Linked DNA regions of Homo sapiens: regions 1, 2, 4 and 5 are each linked to region 3. A link is a loop called in an ENCODE intact Hi-C map of the cell type or tissue named here. Cell type or tissue: heart right ventricle. All regions are shown on one strand. Each heading gives the region's core, and the rest is flanking DNA. Links, peaks and the distances in the headings are about the cores only. Region 1 has its middle 340 kb from the start of SYT4. Region 2 holds the start of SETBP1 (SET binding protein 1). Region 3 has its middle 240 kb from the start of MIR4319. Region 4 has its middle 400 kb from the start of LINC01478. Region 5 overlaps SETBP1 (SET binding protein 1).

The links. Hi-C counts contacts between places; a loop is a spot of excess contacts. Peaks named below come from ENCODE experiments on the same cell type or tissue, not always from the same donor. Only the 100,000 strongest peaks of a DNase experiment are listed, where the experiment ranks them.
Region 1: it touches region 3 in a loop (8-fold over the local background); 27 of 110 quality-filtered maps call a loop at or near these places.
Region 2: a loop joins it to region 3, with 10 times the contacts of the local background. A loop is called at or near these places in 63 of 110 quality-filtered maps.
Region 4: a loop joins it to region 3, with 4 times the contacts of the local background. A loop is called at or near these places in 17 of 110 quality-filtered maps.
Region 5: it touches region 3 in a loop (2.5-fold over the local background); 18 of 110 quality-filtered maps call a loop at or near these places.

The regions. Positions count from the first base shown.
Region 1 is chr18:43,618,583-43,623,514 of GRCh38, reverse strand. No RefSeq gene overlaps it. Among named protein-coding and RNA genes, the nearest start is that of SYT4, 340 kb to the right of the region's middle. In heart right ventricle, for the core only: a CTCF peak has its summit at 2,393 (motif pointing left); no DNase peak of the experiment used is centred there.
Region 2 is chr18:44,677,329-44,682,260 of GRCh38, reverse strand. It overlaps SETBP1 (SET binding protein 1), which reads right to left and starts at 1,373. Exons shown (of 6, transcript NM_015559.3): 1 at 1,240-1,373. SETBP1-DT (SETBP1 divergent transcript) reads left to right here and starts at 2,389. Exons shown (of 2, transcript NR_187430.2): 1 at 2,389-2,645; 2 at 3,372-4,932. RefSeq lists silencers at 1,499-1,548, 1,689-1,938, 2,609-3,248. In heart right ventricle, for the core only: CTCF peaks have their summits at 1,475, 2,959 and 3,159; DNase peaks (open chromatin) are centred at 1,580, 2,170 and 3,130; H3K4me3 peaks cover 2,820 bases; H3K27ac peaks cover 2,900 bases.
Region 3 is chr18:45,210,453-45,215,384 of GRCh38, reverse strand. It overlaps a transcript of SLC14A2 not described here. Among named protein-coding and RNA genes, the nearest start is that of MIR4319, 240 kb to the right of the region's middle. RefSeq lists an enhancer at 2,326-2,375. In heart right ventricle, for the core only: no CTCF peak of the experiment used is centred there; a DNase peak (open chromatin) is centred at 2,464.
Region 4 is chr18:44,128,198-44,133,129 of GRCh38, reverse strand. No RefSeq gene overlaps it. Among named protein-coding and RNA genes, the nearest start is that of LINC01478, 400 kb to the left of the region's middle. In heart right ventricle, for the core only: a CTCF peak has its summit at 2,585 (motif pointing left); no DNase peak of the experiment used is centred there.
Region 5 is chr18:44,915,575-44,920,506 of GRCh38, reverse strand. The region is part of intron 3 of SETBP1 (SET binding protein 1); the gene reads right to left. Among named protein-coding and RNA genes, the nearest start is that of MIR4319, 52 kb to the left of the region's middle. In heart right ventricle, for the core only: no CTCF peak of the experiment used is centred there; DNase peaks (open chromatin) are centred at 2,205 and 2,837; H3K27ac peaks cover 223 bases.

The DNA.
Region 1 (4,932 bases), core at 269-4,268, 1.6 Mb after region 3:
TTGGTTAAGCTTCTTTGAGTTTTTGTCACTTGCTCTCAAAAGAATTCTAAGACATCACTCAAATATGATTGAGATATTTATTGCAATTCTGTCATCTTCCTAATGTCATTCTCTTATCTTTTCCTGTCATGTGATAACTAGAATGTCACTAATTTGAAAGGAATGTTTCCTAGATTTTCTATTTTTATAATAATAATAATAGTAATAAATAATAAAAGAACATTGGAAGCAATGAATTTCCCTCCGGGTACAAGTTTGGTTTACTTCACAGGTCCTGTCTTTATTTTTAATATTCCCTATCTAGAATGTATGAGTGCTTATTCTTGTTTTATTTAGATATTAAAGTTTTAATTCAACATAGACAGCATGACTTATAATTTTGTAAATGCTTATTATATTTTCCATGAATCAAAAATTATTAGTAGGCTGATGATCATAGGGTGATAGAGCTGTAGGGTGATGATTTTAGTATATATCCATTAAATATGTTGTGAACTTGCTACTATTGCCTTCTATTGATGAGGACAGTTTTTTGAGAAACTTTGATGCGATAGAATGTTAAGTGCTTATCATTACTTTCTTTAGAATATTTTCCTTTTATATTATATATAGTTATAGTATTTAGTTGTTTGGATGACAAAAATTTATTTTCTTTTCAAATTTCAATGAAGATACCTTATTTTATAATCAGAAAATGAAATATTACAAAGATAATCTATCTTTATTATCTTTATATGCTATTCATATAAATAGGCTGAATAACATCTTACTCGTTGTGTCCTACAATTTGCTTTGTCTGCCTGACATTTATTAGCTGTGTAGGTACAAGTGATTTAACCTCACTGGATCTCAATTTCCTCATCTGTAAGGCATGAATATTAATATGAACTTCATATGATCTGTTTAGGAGTACAAAATGAGGATGTTTCAGTCTGAAGATAAGGTCAATTCAAGAAATAGGAAAGCTTGAAATTTACAGGAATGTTTAATTTTCTGTCATTTTTCTATAGTTCTAAACACAATGCTTTCTCAACCACAAATGCCCAAAGATCAAGAGCGAGCAGAGCACATTATTTCATTGCTCCTGACACAGCTGGATAGGAAACATATCTAAAGTTAAGACCAATAAAATTTACATTCCTCGAACCCTTCATTCTCTAAAATTTGTTCCACCTTCCTGACTTTCAGAGTCACAACATCCTTGTCTGTTTGATGGGCTTAATAGCTCTCCGGGTAGGTTTCATGTGAAAGATTTAATCTTTGACAGACTCAAAGTGGGTGCTCAGTGAATTGTGGAAGTGGTTATGTCTTGCGGGCCAAGTGCATGTAGGGCATGAGGCTGTTGAATGTCTTGGGCAGAATATTGAGCATAACTCAGAAGCCTCTTTCTCTTTCTAGGTCTGTTCCAAACAGAGGTGTATGATCTTGGGGGATATTACTTAATACTTCCAATACTTTGTATCTTCCTCTAATACATTTTTATCAGAATTCTTTCCTGACCACCTCATCTGGTTTTATGAAGACCAAAGGGTACAATGGATGTGACTGAGCTTTGTACTTGCCTACTTTATACTCCATGGTATTGTACTTTGAACACTCCAAGTTTCTTAGCTTGGGAATTGAGACTTTTAATGGTCTGGTCTCCTCTTATTCTGACTAAATTTATTTTATATCCCACCTGAAATCTTTGCCCCAGTCATACTAAGTTACCTGAGATTCCCCTAAGTCACCATTTTTTGCAAAATGGGGTCCCCTGCAGGGAATATTCCCTCCTATGACCTCTCTCTCCCATCTCTCTGTTGGACTTACTGTTTTTGGAAACTTAGGCCCCAACCCTCATGTCATCTCATGCTGAAAAAATATTGAATTTTCCAAGGATGGACTGATATCATTTACCAAATTCTCTTGCCCTTAATTATCTTTGTATTTATTTGTATCTCTCAGAAGTATGTGAGTATGGTTTCCCAGAGTCTACCCTGGAATAAACTGCACAAACTTAAAATTGCATTAGCTTTGTTGAGTAGATAAAATAGCAAACCGTGTAGATACTCAAATATTATTTTAATGATTATAAATAATCATTTCAAATATAAATTTTGAGTAGGTGAGTGGGTAGAGTAAATAGTCTTCGTGGAGCAGGACAATGCAATAATAGATATTTTTTAAAAGTTTAAAAAATTTTTAATTACTGAAAACATATAAGGTGTCATCGGGTAAAAGAATCATATATGATAAGAATGATGTTTTGAGCTGGCAAACTTTTAAAGAAGCTCTTTATTTTCTAAAGCATTCCTTTGCAAAGGAGAAGGGTCAAAGATACCACGCCTCTGTTTCCTGACAATTGCTGGGGCTAGGAAAATCTTTCTTTTGACTCTACTGCCATCTGTTGTTCAAAGAAGTAATCACATTTCTATTATTTTTCAGTGTGACATTAGATCACCTCACCTGCACATCAAAAATGCTAACTTTTGGCCCTACCCCAAAATCTGTTGGGTATGGGCCTGTGGTCTTGCATTTTCAACAAGCTGTCCAGTAAGAAAGGAACATACTGGGCAAAGAACTTAATGTATGCATCCATCGTTAGTGTGTACAAGGCTCTGCACTAAGTAGGGGCTGAGTTTCCTATTATTTAAATGAAAGCACTATCACAGATTTATTCTTGACTCATTGATGCTAGTCTTTTGCTTTCTCTTGAGCCATCCCTACTAGCAGACCAATCCTCACTACCAAGCCCCAACTTGGGTGGAAAAGAATAAATTTTAAACCTCACATCACTTTTTGTTGTATTTTATTTTGTTTTTGCTGGGTTCATTCAAAGATGTATCTATCTCATTAATATGCTAATTTTACTTTTACTTATCCAAGTCTGTGGAAACCATGGGGTAGGAGAAAACCAGTGTTCATTTATTTTTCTCCCATCAATGTTTTCACTTCAAATACTTCTTTCTCTGTTTCTAACATTTTACCTTCATTAAAGACTCAGTCCTTTGAAATAAAGTTTCTGCTTCACCAAAATAAGCAAATAAGCATTGGAGTGGTGACATATTAAAGTTTTAAGTCATTAACATTTACTAGGCCAGGCGCGGTGGCTCACGCCTGTAATCCCAGCACTTTGGGAGGCTGAGGCGGGCGGATCACCTAAGGTCAGGAGTTCCAGACCAGCCTGGCCAACATGGTAAAACTCCGTCTCTACTAAACATAAAAAAAATTAGCCAGGTGTGGGGGCAGGTGCCTGTCATCCCAGCTACTCGCGAGGCTGAGGCAGGAGAATTGCTTGAACCTGGGAGGCGGAGGTTGCAGTGAGCCGAGATCGTGCCATTGCACTCCAGCCTGGGGGACAAGAGCGAGACTTCATCTCAAAAACAAACAAACAACAAACAAACATTTACCATGAAGTTTCTAAATGAACTTTTCTATACCTTGGTAAAGAGAGATTGGAGCACTAAGACCATGGAATTATAGGGTGGATAAATCTATGTTTGGAGGAAGGAGTGAGTAAAGACACATGGATACAGTTCAGGAAAGGCAATATTTCACTGTGTGTGTGAGGGAAGGACTGTGATATCTGGAGCAGCATTAAAATGTCAATCATCAGGAGCTAGAATGATATTTAAGAATGGTTAGAAAATAGGCATATGTCAATCTTTGCATTGTGTAGTTTTGTCCAAAGCTGGCTCTGAATATCACAAGGACATATTCTATGCCTTAACTTTAGGATGCTCCAAATTCTAAACCTGCTCATCATAATTCCGGTGATCTCATTAAAGCTCATGTTCATTCTCTATCCACAAATCTTAAAAAAATAGCTGTGATAATAAATAGCTATTATATCATTTTCTAGTCAATTATTAATGATATGTAGAAAATTAGAGAATTGTGCCTGTTGATAAGCATCCAATTCTGGTTGAACTCAATTTTTATCTGTATCAGAGAGAGCTGAGCTGATATAGCTAAAAATTGAGATATATGTGTGTGTGTGTGTGTGTGTGTGTGTATATATAAATATATATATATCAGCTATATATATAGTTGTTATAGCTAAAAATATAATTATTTATACTGTGAATTTATTATACTTTTCTATTTTACTGGTTATATATATTATATATCGCCTATGTATATATATCAGCTATGTGTATATATATATCAGTTATGTATATATATATCAGCTGTGTGTGTGTATATATATGGTCAGTTTATTCTCTTTGAAGGCAGACACACTTAACTTCTTGCATGAATATAGCTTTAACTATTTTATCACTATTTATCATGTTAGTATGCTACAAGTTTCTGGTAGAAAAGCTCTATCAAGCTAAGAGAGCATTATATGGAAAGATTATTGAATTTTATTAAATGACTTTTTTCAGCATAAACTAAAATGATGACGTTTGTCTTTTTAAATTGGTTAATATTTAAAAAATTATTTTATTATTGGCTTAGAATAAACTTACAATATTTTATTTTGAATTTATGTTATGTTTATAGGTGAGATTGGCCTTCTTTCTGTATATTTGTACATATAAATGTGTGTGATTGTGCATATAGAAATGCTTGTACCCTGATAATATTTTGTTTTGATGCTGATGCTACTGCAAACTGATAGGTTATGTTGTGAAATATTCTGTTTCATTATGTTTTGGAACAGTGTATTTAACATATCTGCATCATCTGTTTCTTAATTAGTATAATTTTTTCATCATACTTTCAGTGGCTGGTGTGTTTTCTAGAGTAGATCTTTGTTTATATTTCAAATTACTTCTTTTTTTTTGCTGTAGAAAATTTTATTTCTAAGGCTTTCAAAATAGATTCATGAGGTACAAAATGTTGCATTCCATTCTTTATAAAGTGATTTGATTTGACCATCCTCCCTGGTGAAATAGTCTATCTTTATCATTCTTGTGGGTCCCTGTTGGGTCTTGAGTAATCAAAGCT
Region 2 (4,932 bases), core at 674-4,673, 530 kb after region 3:
TTTCTCCCACGACACACACATGCTTTGCACGTGAAGATGAGTTTGGATGGGGCACAGGAGATATACCTATTTACTAAAGGAGGGTAAGAGATGGTGCCAAATCGGCAGATAGTTTTGGTGACAGTACAGAGACTTCAAGAAATTAGTTTTTAGTATAAATCTACAGAAAAAGAAGAAAAACAGGATGAAGAGTGAAGGAATGAAAAGAAAAAGAAGGAAAAAGATGTAAGAGAAAAACAATCAACGCCAGTGGACTCCAACTAAACTTTAAGGGGAAAGGTGTGGATAGTTGGCAGGAGGTGGGGGGAGTGTAGGGGCTGGAAGGGAAAGGTATCTGCTGTAGAATTCCAGAATAAACTGCCCTTTTGGAGGAGAGTTTCTGCAGGGATAAAGAGACACACAAATTGCCCTTTTAGCGTTAGATGTCAACCGTGAGATTATCAGGACAGTTTATTTGAAACGGAAACGAATCGGAAATCCTTCCCACAACAGTCCTTTTAGACAGATACACACCCTGAGAATCCAACACAGACACACATAAAGAATAAATGCAGCATTAGGGGGCAATAAGAACTCCCCTTCCACACTCTCAATACCTCTAGCCTCATCTATTTCCAATTGCACAACTTTCAATCTCCAATGAAAATATTTCCAGTTGGATCCGATTTCAGACTTGTAGTAAGCGGTCTGGATGGGGGGGCGGGGGGAATAGGTGCTGTACTGTGCAGGGGAGGGGGGCTGGAAGACAGTATTTCGGCAGTTAACTTATTTTTTTAGAACCAGCATGCTCTACCGATCAGAAATTGCTATTACCCAACAATGCTTCCATCACAAACAGACACTGAAAACAGCATCCCCGTTATCACCATCTTGCCAAAGATCTGCCCGGTCCAGTTTACCTGACTTTGTCCCTGCGGAACTTCTCAGACAGTATTTCGGTCAAAGAGATAATGGTTTGGAAGACAAAAACAATAAATCGATACCGAAGGGTTCCCTTTCCGGAGTGATTTCCCACTGGAAACCACCGAACGGGGAAGCCTGCCGTTCATTCCCAAGCCCACGGCTCCTCTAGAAACGCACACAATGCGTGCTTTCAAAAAGGCATTCGTCTGCTTTTAAGGGAATTCCTATCTTTTCAGAGTCCCAAAACCAGAGAGCACAAGAAAGAGACTCAAATCCATTGATTAAGATTTTTAAGAAAAAGACTAACACACAGGCACAACACAAGCACACACCAACCTTCGCCGGCTGGACCACTTCTTGCCTGTTCTTCTTTCTATTAACGACACGTTAGATTCTGATACATTCCCCCCCCAAAAAAATCCAACTAGGTTACAATGTAGCTCTCTAGCTCCACTTAACCTGCAAGTTACAAAGAGAGAAAAAAAAAATCCTGCCTTCCCACCCCTTTCCTTACCCCCTCCCCCTCCCGAGTCCACTCCACCAACGCCAAACCCGCCAGCCCCGCCAGCCGGCTGCAGGACCGAGGGAGGGTGCAAAAGGCGGGGGGCGGAGGGGGGGTAGATCAGATTAGGCGAAACTCAATAAGCTCCCAGCCCTCCAGCCCAAAGCTTCCACCATCGCCGCCACCAACGAGCCACTCCAATTGAGCCAGCATCGCCGCCCACCCGCCGGCCCGCCGGAATCGCGCCCATCTCCTGCAACCTCGCCCGGACCGGCATCCCGCCCCCTCGGCCCGGTCTCCCCCTTCCCGCCGGGTGCAAAGTCAAAGACCCAGCAAGGCGACGTGAACTTTTGCATGCAGGGCACACACGTCGCCCCCGGTTCCGGGAGTGCGGGGGCCCGCGGCGCGGAGGGAGGCTGGGCGCCCGGGCTCCCGGGCCAAGGTCGCCGCGCGTGCTCACCCATGTCCCGGCGGCTCCGGCTCCGCTGGCCCCGGCGCTCGCTCAGATCCCGGCTCCCGTCGCTCGCCCGAGCCCCCAAAGGTGCTGCTGCGGCAACTCCATGGCGATGAGCATCTGTCAAACGGCGAGCCGCGAGCTGGCCGCCCTAGCTCGGGGGGCGCCGGGGCCCCCGGGCGCGCGGAGGCGGCGGCGAGCGGCGGGCGCCCCGGCCGGCCCCGCGCTTCCCGCCCGACTCTGCCGCCTCCGCCGCGCCACCGATTTATGGAGAGAGATATCAAGGGGGAAAATGGCGTCTCCGGAGCCCGAGGAGTCCTGGAGTAATCACATTCACACACACACGCCCGCACGCACACACACTCGCACACACTGGCACACAGGCGCGCGGCGAGCCCTGCTAATTTTAGCAGGAGCCAAAAAAAATTTTATATATATATATATATATATATATATATATATATCCCCGTCTCTCCGATCAATGCTTTTTCTTTTTTTGCTTTTTTTTTTTTTTTTTTTTTTTTTTTTGCTTTTCTTCAAAGGATGGGTTGGAGCGTTAAAAAATGTTGGTGGGTTTGGGCTCGCAGGAGGCGGCGCGCGGAGGGCGAGGGCGCTTTTGCTGAGCTGTGCAGTTCGGTCCGCTGAGCCCGGCGGCCCTGCCCGCCCGCTCGTCCGCCCGCGGTCGCTAGTGTTGCCGCCGCCGCCGCCGCCGCCGCCGCTGCTGCTCCATGGCCGCGCCCGCCCCGCGCCCCCGCCGCGTCCCGTCGCCGCCCGCCCGCGTCCCCGGTGAGCGCTGGAGTGGGGTCGGGCCCGTGTGCCTGCCTCCCGCGCCCTCTCCGAATCCCGGACTCCTAGTGAAAGGAAGGGGGAGGGCGCGGGCGCGGAAGGGAGGTGGATCGGAGCGGCAGCGCGGCCCAGCCGAACGGGTACCGACCGTCACCCCGCGATCTTCCTCGCAGGGGGCGCCGGCGCCCAAGCTGCTCGCCCGGAGGGCCCAGAGCCGCTTCCCAGACCAGAGCCGGGGGAGGCGCAGCCAGTAGCGAGCCCTGAGCGACCTCTCTCCCCACTCGCCCCCCTGCCCCAGTGAATTTCTGTCAGTTGAAGGGAGCGGGGCTCTTGCCCGGGGAAAAGGAAAACAGTTCGTGGCCTGGGATCTGGGACCCCTTGCCGCCCCCAGCGCCCCTCCCGCTCCCCGGCGCCCTTGCGGCCCAGTGGCTCCTGCGCGCCGGAGTCCGCCGCGAAGACTGAGCGGCCGCGGGGATCGCCGCGGGCTCCGCGCGTATTCCTGGGCTCAACACTGCCACTATCTGACACAACAGGAGCAGTGTCGGGGGGGTACTGCGCGCCCAGACGTGAGCTGTGATAGGCTCTCGAAACTGGGCGCATTTTTTTTTTAACCTGGTAATTATATTTCACTTTCAGGGTTTTTTTAAATTATTATTATTATTTTATTGTTGTTGTTAAGCGACTTGTATGCATTCAGATCTCATGTGCATTTTCTCGTTATTCAAGAGAATTGGACACTTGATGAAGGGAAGGACACGGAGAGATGACAAACGCAGACTGGCATGCAGTTGTTTTCAGGGTGGGAAGAACAAAGTGGAATGTCTTCAGTTCTTACAAAATATGGTGGCATTTGTAATCTCTGAGTTTTTGTATTTGGCCTACAAAGGGGGTCTTTTCAGGGAAACACGAATGGAACCCTTCAGAGACATGTCTACATTGTAAAACAATATAGGATAGATACGGATTCGGGAAGGTCTGCAAATGGTTCCGCTCAAAGAACTTGGGGTAAAGTTGACCGAGGACTCGGATTCTGAGAGGACTCCTATCACGTTCTTCATGAGAGTTTTAGGCTATTTGGACTGAGGAATGATTTGGAGGTACGTCGGGGGCATTCCCTCACTGAGGCCATCAGTGGCTGCCTCCCTGCATTGGCTGCTGGTTTGAGTTCCTTCACAGAACTTCTTCGTCAAGTTTTTCATAGGAACGCTGCAGTGAAGTGGAGTGAAAGAGACTGGGGATTGAAGGGTGAACCCCTTCCAGCCCCAATCCCATCCCGATTCCTGTCTGGATGCAGATTCAGTCTGACTCAGAACGGATAGTTCACCCTTTTACTGATCCAAGTGCTCTGTCCTCTTTTTTTCAGAGGAATGTTCTGACTGGCTACAAACTTTTCTTCTGTCACTGCAGGACCTCCCGTGGAGCAATTTTCGATAGGTCTTCTACTATGCTTTTTTACCGCGTCATTGTTATTGCTGAGAAAATAATGCTTAGTTAGGAAAAAAAATAGCAGAGCATATGAGCTGATGATAGAAGTAGAGATCAAGGCACAGAATACAATATCAAAACAACTATTCTCTGTAATCAAATGACCTTTCTCATTTGCTTGTACACCCAGATTTCTGAAATCCTACACCAAAGTCCACAGAGAACTAAGATAGCATGTGGCCTATTCCCCGCGCTTTTCCAGTGGAGAAAGTAGCCCCAGAAATCAGAAGGGTTTGTCCACAAGCATATGGCTGTCTGATGTCATCCAAACCAGAACTAAAGCCTATTGCCCTAGTCGTTTCCCTTCTATAACCTAGGCGTATTTACAGAGTCTTCCTTCCTGTGGTGTTGTGTGGATTAGAAAAGTAGCTAAGAAAAGCACATACCTTATTAAAATTCACTGCAATAGATGATAAGTCTGTAGAATTATAGTGCAGTAGAAGTTTACCTGTGAGATCATCTATTAGAATCCCATCTTTTTAAAACTGAGGAAACGATGCACTACCCCAAGCCACTAAGTTAATTCAAAGCCAGGAATAGATGCTATGTTCCTTGACTTCTTATCCAACGTTCCTTCCTTGTATGTAGCCCATCTCTGAATCATGAGAGGGGAGAGGAGAGAAAGGAAAGGAGGGATATTCTCACTCTCTTACATATATATGAAAAAATATATATGCCTCTGTGTGTGTGTGTGTGTGTGTGTGTGTACACACACCCATAATAATGTTTCAGTGAACAACAGACCACATATATTACTGTGATCCCATATAATATAATACTGTATTTTTGCTGTACATTTTCT
Region 3 (4,932 bases), core at 494-4,493:
TTAGACAAAGCAAAAGACAATCTTAAAAGTTGACTAGGCCACAGAAATCTAAATGACAAACTTAACAGGGCTGACTTTTCCTTGGTGTGTAAGACAGGCGTGTAAGGCTATTAACAATAGAACTCAGCACAAAGCCCTGTGGAAAGCAGGTGAATATTGATTCTTAATCTTAAACTCATGAATAATGTATAAGGCAATTTTAGTTTAAAGATACAGGCATTTTTTTCCTGGCACAATGGTTTTTAGAAACTCACTGTATTCAGTAACCCATAAAGAGAGTCTTCTCATCTTTTAAGAAGCCTTTCAAATTTCATCTCATTCCTACAGCCTTCCCTGACCATCCAGTCCTCACCAATCACTCCCTTCTCTAAACTCCAAGAGTACTTACTGCCTGTAGCACTCACTGGATATAAGCTATTAGGTATCTTTTTTTTCTTTTATTTCTTTTCTTTTTTTTTTTTTTTTTTTTTAAAGACATGGTCCGATAGATACTAAAACCCTGCAGGGTAGGGGTCACATTACCTTTCTCTTATTATTCCCAGTACCTAGTCTGGAGCCTGATCCACAGACCGTAAGTGTTCAATAAATGTTTGTTGTTAATGATGACATGTTATAGACACATCTGAAACATAATCTGGATAAACATAATACTGGAAAAGTGCAAATCATCATTTAACAAACATGCAAGCCAAGAAATCAATATGAGAGAGCTGTCTGAGTACCAAGTGAAAGACAAAGTAATACCCTCTTCCCTGCCCCAACATCTAACATGGTGATGGATTATGCTACATAAAATTATCGATAAAGACCAATGTAGTCACAATGATTTCTAAGCAGTAACAAGAAATATTAGATACAAAATGTAACATTACAACAAAGGCAGCAGAACTGAGAGGCCATTGTGGAATAATAGATACATTCATCTGATGAAGAACCTCTTTGCAAATAAGCAACTTCAAGCATAATGAAAGCACAGGGCTTTCCTTTCCTCCCTCTCTATCTCCCCAACCCAGAGACCGAGATTCTGATTTCCCTCAAGATACACAGAATGCACGTCACTTGCCCCTTAAACAGAGGAGGAGGAAGGCAAACTTGAGCATTCAACTGTTGCCAAAACAAACCCAAGCCTTTCAAATGAGTTAAGTTCTCATGATATGAGTCGGGTTGAGTAAATTTATACAATTCTCATTTACATACACACAAAGAGTAAAACAATCTACTTATTTCTTGTCTGAATTCCTATCTTCTTCAATAAGATTTGGCTTATTAACGTAGCAGCAGAAGTTTGGGCCAAATCTATCTAGCAATGAACCTCATCTCACCTATCTCTGTCACTCTTGCATACCCTTTTCCTACCTATACCCTTCCTTTTATCCTGGCAGGTGGGGAATGCTTAGGCAGAAAGCTCGGCCATTTCTATTGATCATATAGGTAACATCTTCAGCACTATTATTGGTCTGACGACTGTGAAACAATAATAAAAGTGGTCAGTCCAAACGTCCCTGGGCCCTGGCAGAGATCTGGGGCAGATGATGGGAAAGCGAGAATCATGGGTTGATACTTTCCCCCAAATTGTATATGCCTTACTGTGACATAAGCAGCCTGAACAGGATCATTAATTTGACTGGTCACTTCATTGGAACATTGATAAGGATTTGACTGGTTTTTAATAGCATGTACTAGTTATGTGGACTAATTAACCAATCAATAAGATTTAAACCAGTACATTTACTCCTCACCTCATCCTCTTCCATGTTACTCAGTCACCTTTAACGTTTTGAATGGGATAAAGAACTTACAAAACTAATTAGCTATATAGACAGAGCCATAATGGCCTGCATTTTCTCCACTATTATTAATGCTTTTGGTATATAAAATCTACTAGTTAAAAAAATGAAAATTGAATACCATGGGTTAATCTAGGTATAGTAGTAACAATTCCCTATAACCAGCTTGGCTTCCTTCATAGCTAAAGGATGACCAGTACCATCTCATCTCTTTGAAACAATTGACTGGTGGTGTCTTTTTGTGGGTCAATATTCTCATTGAAAGAAAGAATATATTTTCTCCTGAAAAAAATATATAAAATATTCCTAAATTTAGTGAATTCAGAAAGCCATATAATTACAGCATACAGAGTTTTCCTTCTAGATCCTGAAGACATGGACTTATAAATGATGCAGGGCAACTCACGGTCATTCAGGTCCTGTTGGCACAATGAATGGAGGTGCTCCAAGCCTTTTCCTTGTCTGTAGGTAGAGGTGCAAATACTTCAATGAGATATGTTCCTGTTCAGAAACACCCAGGATGAAAACTGGAAAGGGTCTGCCAAGAAATACAGAGGAGCTCTTTCAGCATGGTCGTTTTTTAGGATGATGGAGGCAGCTTACAAAATGGTGAGTTGGAGCAATGGCTGGAGCCAGCCTAAGGAGGCACTATGGAGCAGAAAGTTGGATCCCCCACTAGATGGCGCCAGGACACATCTATGGCATACGTGGGTACTGTTAACCATGGCACAACAGAGGGATCGGATCAGTTTTCACAATTCTGTATAGGCCAGGTCCTAATACAGTACCAACGGACTAAAGTGAGTGTATGTGGGTGTTTTATACGTCTTTAAGTTTGACCCTACATTGAAGGGTACACCTGGGGTGGCATACGTGTGTGTTCTTTGGAGTATGATTACCTATGCGGTTGTGAGTGTATCTCATGTATCACATGTGCACACACATACAATATAATAATACACATGTGCGTTAGATTATATAGATAAGGGATCAATATAGGTGTAGCTAAAGATTAGGGGCCATTATTACAATAAATAAGGATCACGTTGGAGGAGGGGGATTAGCTTCTCTTGCGCGTACTGTATGCCAGACCTTTTCATGTGCTTTCTCATGTAACCTTCACAACAGCTGCAAGAGGTGCCTACTATTGCCCCATTTTCACCAAAGGAAATTTGATGGACTTTGTATAGGTTAAGGAACTTGTCCAAGGTCACATAGCTAAGGAATTACAGGGCTTGGATTAAAATCCAGTTCTGCTAAGCTTCAAAACCATAATACAGTTATACCTCATACCACATTGACTTGCTACAGTTTCTTACAATGTGCAAATTAACTCCAGGGAATATGGTTTGTGGTATGTTTGCACAAATATACTCACATGTGCACTATACGAAATGAAAATACCTTCTATGCAAAAGTTTGATCTATGTTGGACTACAAATATACATAAAAAGTTGAATAAATATGGCATTCCACTTTTCCCTCTTCACCCCAGGATAATTATTAAATAACCCTATCACAGAAAAATATATAAGAATTAATTCCAATATATGATTCAATTAAAATGGGAGTCATTTAAAAGAATATTAACTAATTTTAAAGTAGATATATCAAATCCACATGTATACCTAAATGAAGCCATTCACTATTTACCTAAAAATACATTAGCATTAAGGTAACAATACAAGTTCCATTTATGTTGTAGGAAAAGCCTTTTCTATTGAGATGGTTGGCTCTCATCTTAACTCAGCCCACTCAGGTATGGTTTTTGTCATTGGAGATTTTGTAGCCTTTGGGCATCAGCCTTTTAATTTTCTTTTTGTACAGAAAATGTATTGTTCTGTACATTGTGTTTTGACAGACTAAAGAATGTAGTGTACATTGAGTGTTTAGCACAGTGTCTGGCAAAGAGTAAGTGCTGAATAAAAGTCAACACTAGTGATTACAATGGCTATAAAGAAGGAGAAAAAAGCAGAGGAGGGAGAGAGCAGAAAGAAGAGAAGGAGAGTAAGAAGGAGGAAAGAGAAGGCAAGAAGGTAAGAAGAAAGAAGAGAAGAGGGTAGAATGGTGGAGAGATCAACATGACAATTAATTTGAATTAATTTGTAATTTTTTTCTTCTCCCTAAAAGTTAAAGAAGTCATCTGAAACAATGTGGAATTTGAAATACCTGCCTTGCACACTGCAGATCATTCTATTTTTCACCTTAAATTTTGTGCAGTTTTCTGTTTGGTCTAAGATTGGTTAGTTTTCCTATAGGCTAAAGAATAATGTGCTAAGAACTGAGCCCCCGGCTGAGACTGTGGGATTTAAAAGGGGGAGAAAGGTAAACAGCATTCCATCAAGTTGTACTTTGGGCACTGGGAAAATATGTTGGTTGTGCTGTCAAGAAATTGACTTTTTGGCTGCATGATAAAGGTGAACTCTGGCACTCCAAAACTGGATGGAAATCACAATAGCTCCTTCTAGAAAAGTCAAAGCAAAATAGAGACATTTTCTCTGGTGCTTCAGATCCGTAAGAACATTATCTGAAAAGAGAGATCACAACTCGGGAAAAGGGGAAAATAGGAAAACATTGCCTGTTGCCTTTAGTAATAAAATTTCACTTAGCAAATTTCCTAAGATTTTTGTCATTCTGGGCCTCAGTCTTTGTTTCTTTCATTTGTGTTAGAGAATATTTGAAGTTGTACTGAGAAAAAAATAGTAGTAGTGTTAATAAAGCCTAACATGAATGAATCACAGAATGCACAACAACACATTCCATATTCTATATCACGTTATGCTCAATACAACCCTATACATTGGTACCATATTACAGATGAGAAAACCAGGCTCAGAAATTTGAATGGTTTGGTTAAAGTTACACTAGCAGATGGCAGAGCAAAAACTCAAAACCAAGGGCAAGCTGAGGCCAATACCAATCTTGTGGTCCATGATGCTGTACTTAGATGACATTCAAAATGCCTGTGGCAGTGCCTGGCACACAGTAGGCATATGACAATACTCAGCTTTACTTTCTTTCAAAACAGCATTACGCTCTTGCCTAGGTTAGAGTGCAGTGGAGCAATCATCGCTCACTGCAGCCTCGAACTCCTGGGTTCAAGCAATCCTCCTGCCTCAGCCTACTGAATAGCTGGAACTACAGG
Region 4 (4,932 bases), core at 369-4,368, 1.1 Mb after region 3:
CTATTTTTTTTATTTCTCAATTATCAATGAAGTTGATGCCTTACCATTTCTTATTCTGTGATTAGCCTTTATATGCAGTGCTCCTTTTCCCACTGGGCTTTTTTTTCTCTAAGGTTTTTGTCCTTGGTCTTAGGAATGTTCAAGTTTTTTTTTCTTCTATTTTATATATTTGCCTTTAACTTTGTTTATGTGTATTTTACTATACAAATGTTTAAATTTTAAGTGTAGTAATATTTTTACTTTTTTTTTTTTTTTTTTCCTGCAGATGGAGTTTCGCTCTTGTTGCCCAGGCTGGAGTGCAATGGTGCGATCTCGGGTCACTGTAACCTCCACCTCCCGAGTTCAAGCAATTCTCCTGCCTCAGCCTCCCAAGTAGCTGGAATTACAGGCATGTGCCACCATGGCTGGCTAAGTTTTTTGTATTTAGTAGAGATGCGGTTTCACCATTTTAGTCAGGCTGGTCGCAAACTCCTGACCTCAGGTGATCCACCCCCATCGGCCTCCCAAAGTGCTGGGATTACAGGCGTGCACCACCGTGTCCAGCCTATTTTTACTTTTTATGGCTTCTGATTTCGTGTTTTAGAAAAACCTTTGTTTTGCAAGATTATAAAAAAATTCTAATTTTTTATTCTCATAACTTTAGAGTTTTAAATATATACACATTCATAATCTACTTGGGATGGCTCTTATGTCAATGTGAGAAAACAATCTAATTTAATTTTGACCTCTTTCCCTCCTTCATGTATCCAAATGAATAAAACCCCTTTTCCCCCACAGAGTGCATGAAGCACTATTATTACTACAGCAGTTTGGGAAATACTCTCCAAGCCTCCAGTAATTCATATTTGGGGCTCTGATCCATGAATATTCTTCATAAATGGCCATGTATCCATGAAAATAGTTCAGGTTTTTCATTCAGTTTTCTACAAATGTCTATTAAAACTCTGGGAAACATACATTTTAAAAACCAAAATCCATGGTTCAAACATACAATTATTCTATAACTGTCTCCACAAACTTGCCTCCCAGTGAAGACTATGGAAACTCCTCTTCCCCACCTAAATAGCCTTTAAATCTTGAGAGGTTTCTTTTCATTTAAGTTCACTTAAACAGAAACTTATTTAATCTCCACAGAAGTATTAATACTTTAAGTCAGGGTTTATTATACATTAAATAACTGAATAGAAGAAGGCTTTCATGTTCCCAGCAATAATTAGCAGAGTCAGTCTTTAACCACAAGCTATCTACCTGCTCCCCCATCTCTCTACCTGTCTGTGCTTATTTCACTGACCACACAGCTTGCATATCTGTAAAAATGTAGGTTCTTTGTGTTGATTGGTTCTGTGATTCTTAACTTTTGTCCAAGGTGAATGCAAATACTTTCAATCAATGTAATCAATGTTTACAGTCCATATTAACTAGTTTGGATTAGCAAGAATGATCATATATAACAATTGGAAATAAGAAACATTATATGTATGTATCATTTATATAGTCATAGATAAATATTCAGTTCCAACCACAGGTCCACAAGTTCCATGAAACTGCATATGTAAATTTCTTTCTGAATAACTTTTTAGTAACTGTAAAATTTTCCATTCCAGTATGCACAAAAATTGATTTATTTGAGTAGAGTTAGAGAAAAAGGAAACTAGTTGTGGTTAATAGGGAAGGAAGATAAAGCAAACGTCAAAAATAAAACTTTTACAAAAGCTTTGCCAAAGCTGAAGGAAGATGAGAAAAATAAATTTAGTTCTTAGACGAGTTCTCTGTGACTAGTTTTTGTGAGAAGAGAAATAATTGAACCAAATCAAAGGAAATAATAGAGGGAGCCTTGCAGGGCTGAAGTTAGGACTCACTGAGAACTTGAGGGACAAGAGTGAATTACTCTCCAGTCATAAAACAAAAAGCTGCTGAGGATAAGGCAAACAAACATGCCTCATATCTTCATCAGTAAGTGTTTATCTTCAATAAGTACAAAAAGTTATATGGACCTTTTTCAAATTGTAGGGAAATCATAAAAAGCTTCTAATGCATCAAGATATAATAGTTGGAAATGTATAGTACTCCACCCACTATTCTTTGTAAAAGATATTTAAAATTGTTGACCTTTTCTTACTTTATATATATTTTTATGTATTACTAAGCTGTTTTATTATTTTGCTGTTGGGAAGATTGATTTATTTACAAAGGTTTTCCGTAGGTTAACCATACATATTGTCTCTCTTAATCCTATTTTCCCCAGAAGACTTTAAATTCTTTAATGTCAAATTGTCTTGCCATGGTGGCTGTCAGAAATCTGACCCCTAGAGTTGGGGGGAGCCTCTTTCGAATCTAGTTCCAAGTGGTATCTTACGAGGGAATAGAGAAAAATGAGACTGGAAAAATAGGCTGGAGCAAGTCCATGTGCCAATTGTATCTTCTTACCCTTTAACATATAATTAGACCTGGCAGGCATATGGCAAATGCTTTTTCTGTGTACTTTATGCACACAATACTCAAAACCATTTCCAAATTTCTGGTCCCTCCTTTCTGGCCCACCAGTGGTCCGTGTTCTGTGAGTGTCCTGTGTAATTCTGACCCCTAGTGGCTGAGGAGGCTAGACCTAAGACACATTTCAATCAACATTTTTCGTAAGATGTCATGCACTAAACTGCTAACCTATTTAATTTTCTTTTTAATTTTTGCATCTAAATCTGACTTGAAGTCAGCTCCATCCCCCCACTGTTTCCTGATTCAGTGTACCTCTTAATCTATCTATCATGCAATAGACAACCATGAAATCCAAAGCTGCTTTTATTCCTGGTTGATAGGAATGGGATGTAAGGTTTAATGAGAGGGAGAATGGTATAGGTCTTATACCCAATCAAAAGGTCATCCTCCTTTATAGGAGACTGAAAATAAAAACTACACTATGAAACCAAAAGTCCAACTTGTGTCAGATATATTTCCCAAGATTTTCCAATTTGAGCTCAGGGAAAACTATTATTTTCACTGGATCAATTCATGGTAATTACACTTTGTATCTAGAAACCTTCTGTCAAAATCCAAATATTTCACAGGGTTGCATTAATATCTAATACCAAGTAAGTACCTAATAACACTAATAACACCTTAAGATAGTTGATGGAGTAGATTAAAATGATTAAGCCAGAGACTGGAAAAAAATGCACATAGACTGGGTCATTTTGAAAGCAGGATACTGACAATGGTATAATCTGGACTATGAAGTAAAATAGCATGCCTAACACTAAGATGTCATTGTGGATGGTAACTGTATGTTCACACACAGAAAAATGTGTATTGCCTTCCATCTTTACAGGCTTTTGTGGTGAGGAAAGCAGGGATTGTCACCCCATTTTGCGGTTACATAAAATAAGGCACAGATAGGCTATTCATCTTATCTAAAGTTACAGTGCTAGTTTATGGAAGAGTTTAAAATTAAGTGCATGTTTTTTTATCATAAAAGGAACTTTTTTTTTTTATTCACACTAGACATATGGGAGGACCACTTCTGCGAGGTCCTTTGGTAAGTCACCTTATTCTAAGAGGACATACGGCAGTTGAGAGAGTAGGAAAAGGGGCAGAAGACAGAACAGTAAAATGAGGAAGCATGACATGAATTTAATTATGTCATCATTTTTCTAATAGAGAGCCAACTAGATCACACAGAACTAAAAAGCAAATGTGGCATTTTCTGGGAGAACTGAGACTGTGAGTGTTACCAGTTAATAAAATAGGGTTCAGGAGTGGAATTTGAGTCTCTGGTTGGACTTTATCATTATCAATATATTTTTGAGTCCTTCATTATTTTAGGCACTGTGATAGATAATAAAATTATGATAAAATTGATAATAATATTTTATTGAGCACTTAGTATCTGTTTCAAATAATTTATGCCATGTAACCTCATGGTAAACCTGGGAGGTATGTATTATTATTAAATTCTTTAATGTCAAATTTTCCTGCCACAGACAATTTGGCATTAAAGAACTTAATTAAAGACATTAATTTACATTTTTACTTATGGAAAGTTAATCTTTAAGTTTCTTTCCATAAGTAAAAAGACTGAGGCTTGTAAATGTCAACTAAGTTGTCCAAAGTCTTAACCTTATACACAGCAATCACTCTAACCTCCATATCCCTTGGGCTTAACTGTAAAGACAAATGCATGAATAAGACAGGCAACTCCTGCCTCCTTCTAGGAGCTTTTAGGGCACACACATGAAGTACAAACTTGTCCAAGTACCCTTGCAAAATATTCAGAAATAAAGTAAATGCAAGATAAAAATAAAGACCCAGAGTAAAGTTAGCTTGAATTTCAATGTGTAATAAAATTAGACCATTAACAATCAAATTATATAAAAGGAGCTATTTCATGTCAAGTAAATCACTAAGTCAAATTATTTTTGGTTAGTTTTTTAAAGGAACGGGTGCAGAGAGACTATTTAAGAGTTTTTTTTTAAATCATCCATATGAGATATGTGGAGGATTTCCTTATCCTGTGACTTTCTCACTCAGATGTATGCTTGCATGGAAAAGTCACTGGGGCAGGAAATTATCTGCCTATGACTACTCTAGTGGGTGGGGCATGGAAAGAGATTTTCATCATGATCCCTTTATGTAAAAGGAGAAGGAGGAGCAATTGAGGACCATTTAAAGAAAAGAAGAAGGAAATTTTAAAAATAAAACAAGAAGAGAAGAATCTACTGTGATTATTTTTCATTAGTTTAAGTGACTGGATATGGGGACTATTAAACAAACAAACAAAATAGAATGTAAATTAATCAGCTATTTCTAACTCATGCTGATTGAATATTAAACTTTCACTCAGGGTTCTATCAAGGCTTCAGCATCTGAGAGTGAAATCATATAGGATTTTCTATCCTTGAGCAGGACACAGCACCAGTTTGACATCCTGGTCTTCATGAA
Region 5 (4,932 bases), core at 285-4,284, 290 kb after region 3:
TACAATTAGTCTGTAAGTTCTCACACCCAACTCCAGTCCATTTTCTCTAGTAAACATTCTTTTATTTAGTTGTCCATTCAACAAATATTTTTTGAGCAAAAACTAGATGCCAGATCCCATTCTAGGATACACGGATGAGTAGGGCAGTGGTTTAAATGCTTTTGTTCCCTTCCAAACCCAGATATTGGAAATTTAATCCCCAATGCAATAGTATCTAGAGATGGGACTAATCCATTTCGCCCTCATACATGGATTCATACTCCTATGGATAACAGGCATGCGAGAGTGGGTTCACTCTCTCCTACTCTTCTGCCATGTGAGGACATAATGTTCCTTTCTGAGGGTTGCAGCACTCAAGGCACCATACTGGCAGCAGAGAGATCAGGTAAGTTTCTTGCATCTTGACCTTGGACTTTCCAGTTTGAAGAACTATGAGAAATAAATTTCTGTTCCTTATAAATTACCCAGTCTGAAGTATACTCTTATAAAAGCACAAAATGACCTAAGACAATTAGTGAACAAAACAGCCTGCCTGCCCTCATGAATCTTACATTCTAGTGGGGAGAAAGGAGATAGGAAAACAAACAACCCAAAAACTATGTTTATATCTATATGTGTGTGTGTTTACACAGACAGAGATATATCTGACATACATACAAACCTATATGTAATATTTAGATACAAATTCATGTATGTATATGCATATGTGTGTATATGCATATGTATGTGTGTATATGTACATACAATACACATATGTATACATATATATAATATAATAAATATATATTAATCAAATGGCACAGATTATTAAGGAAAAACCAGAGAGGATATGGGGACAAGCTTAAAGACGGGGGGATCTAGCCGGGCATGGTGGCTCATACCTGTAATCCCAGCACTTAGGGAGGCTGAGGCAGGTGGATCACGAGGTCAAGAGGTCGAGATCATCCTGGCCAACATGGTGAAACCCCATCTCTACTAAAAATACAAAAATTAGCTGGGTGTGGTGGTGTGCACCTGTAGTCCCAGCTACTCAGGAAGCTGAGGCAGGAGAATCACTTGAACCAGGGAAGTGGAGGTTGCAGTCAGCCGAGATTGTGCCATTGCACTCCAGCCTGCCTGGTGACAGAGTGAGACTCTGTCTCCAAAAAAAAAAAAAAAAGATGGGGGGATTTGATTTAGACAGGCTGGCTAAGGATACCCTTTCTGATAGAGTAACATGCAAATGGAGACCTAGGTGAAATGAGCTCTCACATCTCTAAATAGTTTCTACCTGCAGAGTCAGAACCCTATGGTTAATTCCTTAATTCTCTTAATGTATTATATTTTTGTTCAACAAATATTTACTGAGCACAAACTATGTGACAGACCCTGTGGACTAGATGATGACCACATGGCAGAGAATGGAATGGACATGGCTATGCTTTCGTGGAGCTCAAGGTCTAGTACAGGAACTGGCATCCTTAACCACATGAGTGTGAAAAGGGCACTGGGCCGAGCTATGCTGGCTTTGCTACTTCTTTATCTCCAGCAGAATCCAAAGTGGGACTGCTATAGATATTAAGCCCCAGGAGAAGAGTCTGCTGGAAGTTGACATATCTCTGCAAAGTGCTCCAGGGAAAGGGGAGTTTCCCCTACAGTTCTGTTGAACTGTCATTTGTGGGGTCCATCCCAGTGGCAGTGCACATAAGATCATCACCTCAGATTTAAAGTTGATAACTAGAACACAAATTCTCACATTCTCTTGCCATATTATATAGTCAAATGTTTTTATGTACATCTTCTTTTGTAAACATTCTAGCAATTCTGTGCACTAGGTAGAACTGCACGAGAAGGCTAGAAGTGGAAACATTCACAGTTGGAAAGGACCTTTGAGGATATCTGATCCAACTTTTTACCTACTGCTGGGTTCCTGTCCTCAGCATTTCAGAGCAAGGGCCACCCATCTCTGCCTCAACATCTCTAATGACAAGAAACCTATGATTATGAGGGAAATCTCTTCCATTTCTTGATAGTCCAATGGCTTGTTAGTGGCCAGGTAGGATAAATTCCATGTTTTCTAACTCAGAGTCAAGTGGTCTTTTCACTGGGATCCTCTCCTGGAAGGCCGCTGCCGAGGAAGCCTTTCATGGAGAAGGCCTGGCCTGGGGAAACCTACGCTCCAGGTCACTCCAGCTGAGCCTGGGCCCCTCTTCCTCAGGATGAGGTGGTGGCTCCACCCCAGTGACCCTTGCCCCATAAGTGCATGTTGCCAGAAAGTATAACCAGAGCATTGTGACCAGATCCAAAAGTAAACACAGATAATGCAGAGGAACAGGCTGTCCCGAGGATTATTATTTTGAAGTAGACTATATGTGGGGGTTCATTTAATCCAATTGTCTGACAACTGTTTATTGAGAAGAAAGTATGAATGGCTCGGCAGCACCGGGAAGGATTTTGGCTTTCAGACATCTAATCTACTAAGCCCTCCAAAATACAAACCGAGGGCGGCATGCTGTGGGAGGGCCATGGTGAACAAGTCCATTTAAGGGCACATGAGCACTAGGAGGCTTTTCTAGGTGAGACACAAGCTCGCTGTGGTGGGGGCTGACATGCTCAGGGCTTCCTTTCCCCTTCTATTTCCTTCTCCAAACCTGGCTCCCGGGAGTCCCAAAAGTCATGGTGAGTAGTAGAGTCATCCCCTTGAAGCCCAGTATCCCAGAGCCCTGCCATGCACGGGCTTTGAGTGCTGAAGCCAAGGACACAGAGCTCCAGGGCACCTCACAGCCTTTGCTGCATGAAACAGACACTGGCAGGCTTGAGGACAAGCTGGAGAGGGTGAGGGAAATGCTGAGGACTCAGAAATCAACAACTCGAGGAGGCAGAGCTCCAACCCTCCTGCTGGGGGTGGATGGGGAGGCATCAGAGCATTGAACCCCTTGCACATAGACAAGGGAAGAAGATGAAAGAAAGACAACTCACTCAGTAACTGTATCAGAGAACCACAAAGTCGGGCATTTAGATATAACTTGGTCCTGGGTTAAAAAAATTTTAAAGCTTTGTAACCCTTGGTTGAAATAAAATCACAGCTGGAGCATAAACAAATAAAGAAAGTAAAAGCTGAGTAACTCTGGGATCAGAGAGCTGGAAACACTCCCAAATATCCTGCACCAAACTGCCTCTCCCCAGGCAGTGACCCTAGAGTGGGCCCTACACAGCACTTGGAAAGCACTGTTCAAAAACCACCAAGTAAGACTCACCACCTTTTCGTTTTACAAATAAGGAAACTGACATGCAGCAAGTAAGGGCTTCCAGCTCACCTGTCTCACAGGCATCCTGGTGCACGCTATTCCTATCCCACACAGAAGGTTGAGAAGGGTGTCCTTTCCCTGATATCTACTCAGAGGGACATTCAGGAGGTTCTCTGGAGAATAGGGCTATCTCCAAACAGCTACACCTATTAATTTCTTTCCCTGATGGGGTTCCCCAGAATCAATTAATAGGGCATGGTGAAGTCAATGAATTGGCAGGCTGGACAGCAGCCATGCACTGATGAGGTCTGGGAAACCAGGGAAGCGGCTTATTTGGCAAAATCTGTGTTACCAGGTTCAGGGAGGTGGGGGCCTTCACTTTCTGGTACCATTTTCATTTATGTTATCCCTCATACCACCCAACATCCCTGTAAAGTTCATAAGAGAGGAAACTATGAGTTCCATTTTATACTTGAAGACAATGTAGCAGAAAGAGTTCAGATGACTTGTCTGAGGTTGACAGAATGAATAGCAAAGTTGGGAGTTAAATATAGATTTTCTGACATAGTTTAGGACTCATTCAATCTCATTATGCTGACTGCTCAGAAAATATTCTCTCCGTGTCTGGGCTGTTTCTTGGATACTTTATGCCGTATTCACCAAATAGGGCAACAACAGTTCATGCTGCCTGTGTAAATAGAAGGTGGTGTCTCAGTCTAAGATTTCACTGTGACCTGGGCTGTAGCAATATTTACACAAATTAAGTTTAGGATATTTGAGAGCTTGAGAAGAACTTAATAAATATCTGTGGAATGAAGGAAAGAAAGAAAAAAAGGAAAGACAGAAACATTCATGGGTGGCAGGCAAAAGATTGTCCTCTATGGGAAAATTCCAAGGAACCTTTCATCAGGCAGCATTCCTGGTCCCACAAACTCCAGCCAGCCTGAAAATCGGAAATCAGAAAAGAAACAGATGTTTGTTTGGACTAAGAGTAGCATCAATAAGAAGGATGATTTGGAAAGAAAAAGAGAGTAGTTAAGAGAAAACTTTTTTTGAGACAGAGTCTTGCTCTGTCACCCAGGCTGGAGTGCAGTGGCATGATCTCGGCTCACTGCAATCTCCTCCTGCCAGATTCAAGAGATTCTTGTGCCTCAGCCTCCCGAGTAGCTGGGACTACAGGCGCGTACCACCATGACTGGCTAATTTTTGCATTTTTAGTAGAGATGGGCTTTCACCATGTTGCCCAGGCTGGTCTCACACTTCTTACCTCAAATGATCTGCCTGACTCGGCCTCCCAAAGTCCTAGGATTACAGGCCTGAGTCACTATGTGTGGCCAAGAGAAAACTTTTTGGAAGAGTCTAGTCTTAGATTTGGAGCTTAACTGACATCACTAGTGTGTGATATGGAACATCTAGTCTCTTTGCCCCTGCCCTGTTTCCTCATCTGTAAAATGAGGATCATATTATAACAGTCATCTCATGGGGACAGAATAAGATTAGAGAAGTGGAATACTTTGCCTAGGGCACACAGTAAGTCGTAGCAGGTGCCTGTACTTGCCTCTTCCCAAGCATTTCATTTCACTGCTTTAACCACATTCTGTTCAAGTAAAGCCCTGCTCTGGTCCTGCCTGGAACCTTCTCTGAATTCTTTATTGCTCAGCCGTCTCTCATCTTGCCCGTCTGACATGTGATTACTATTAACAGT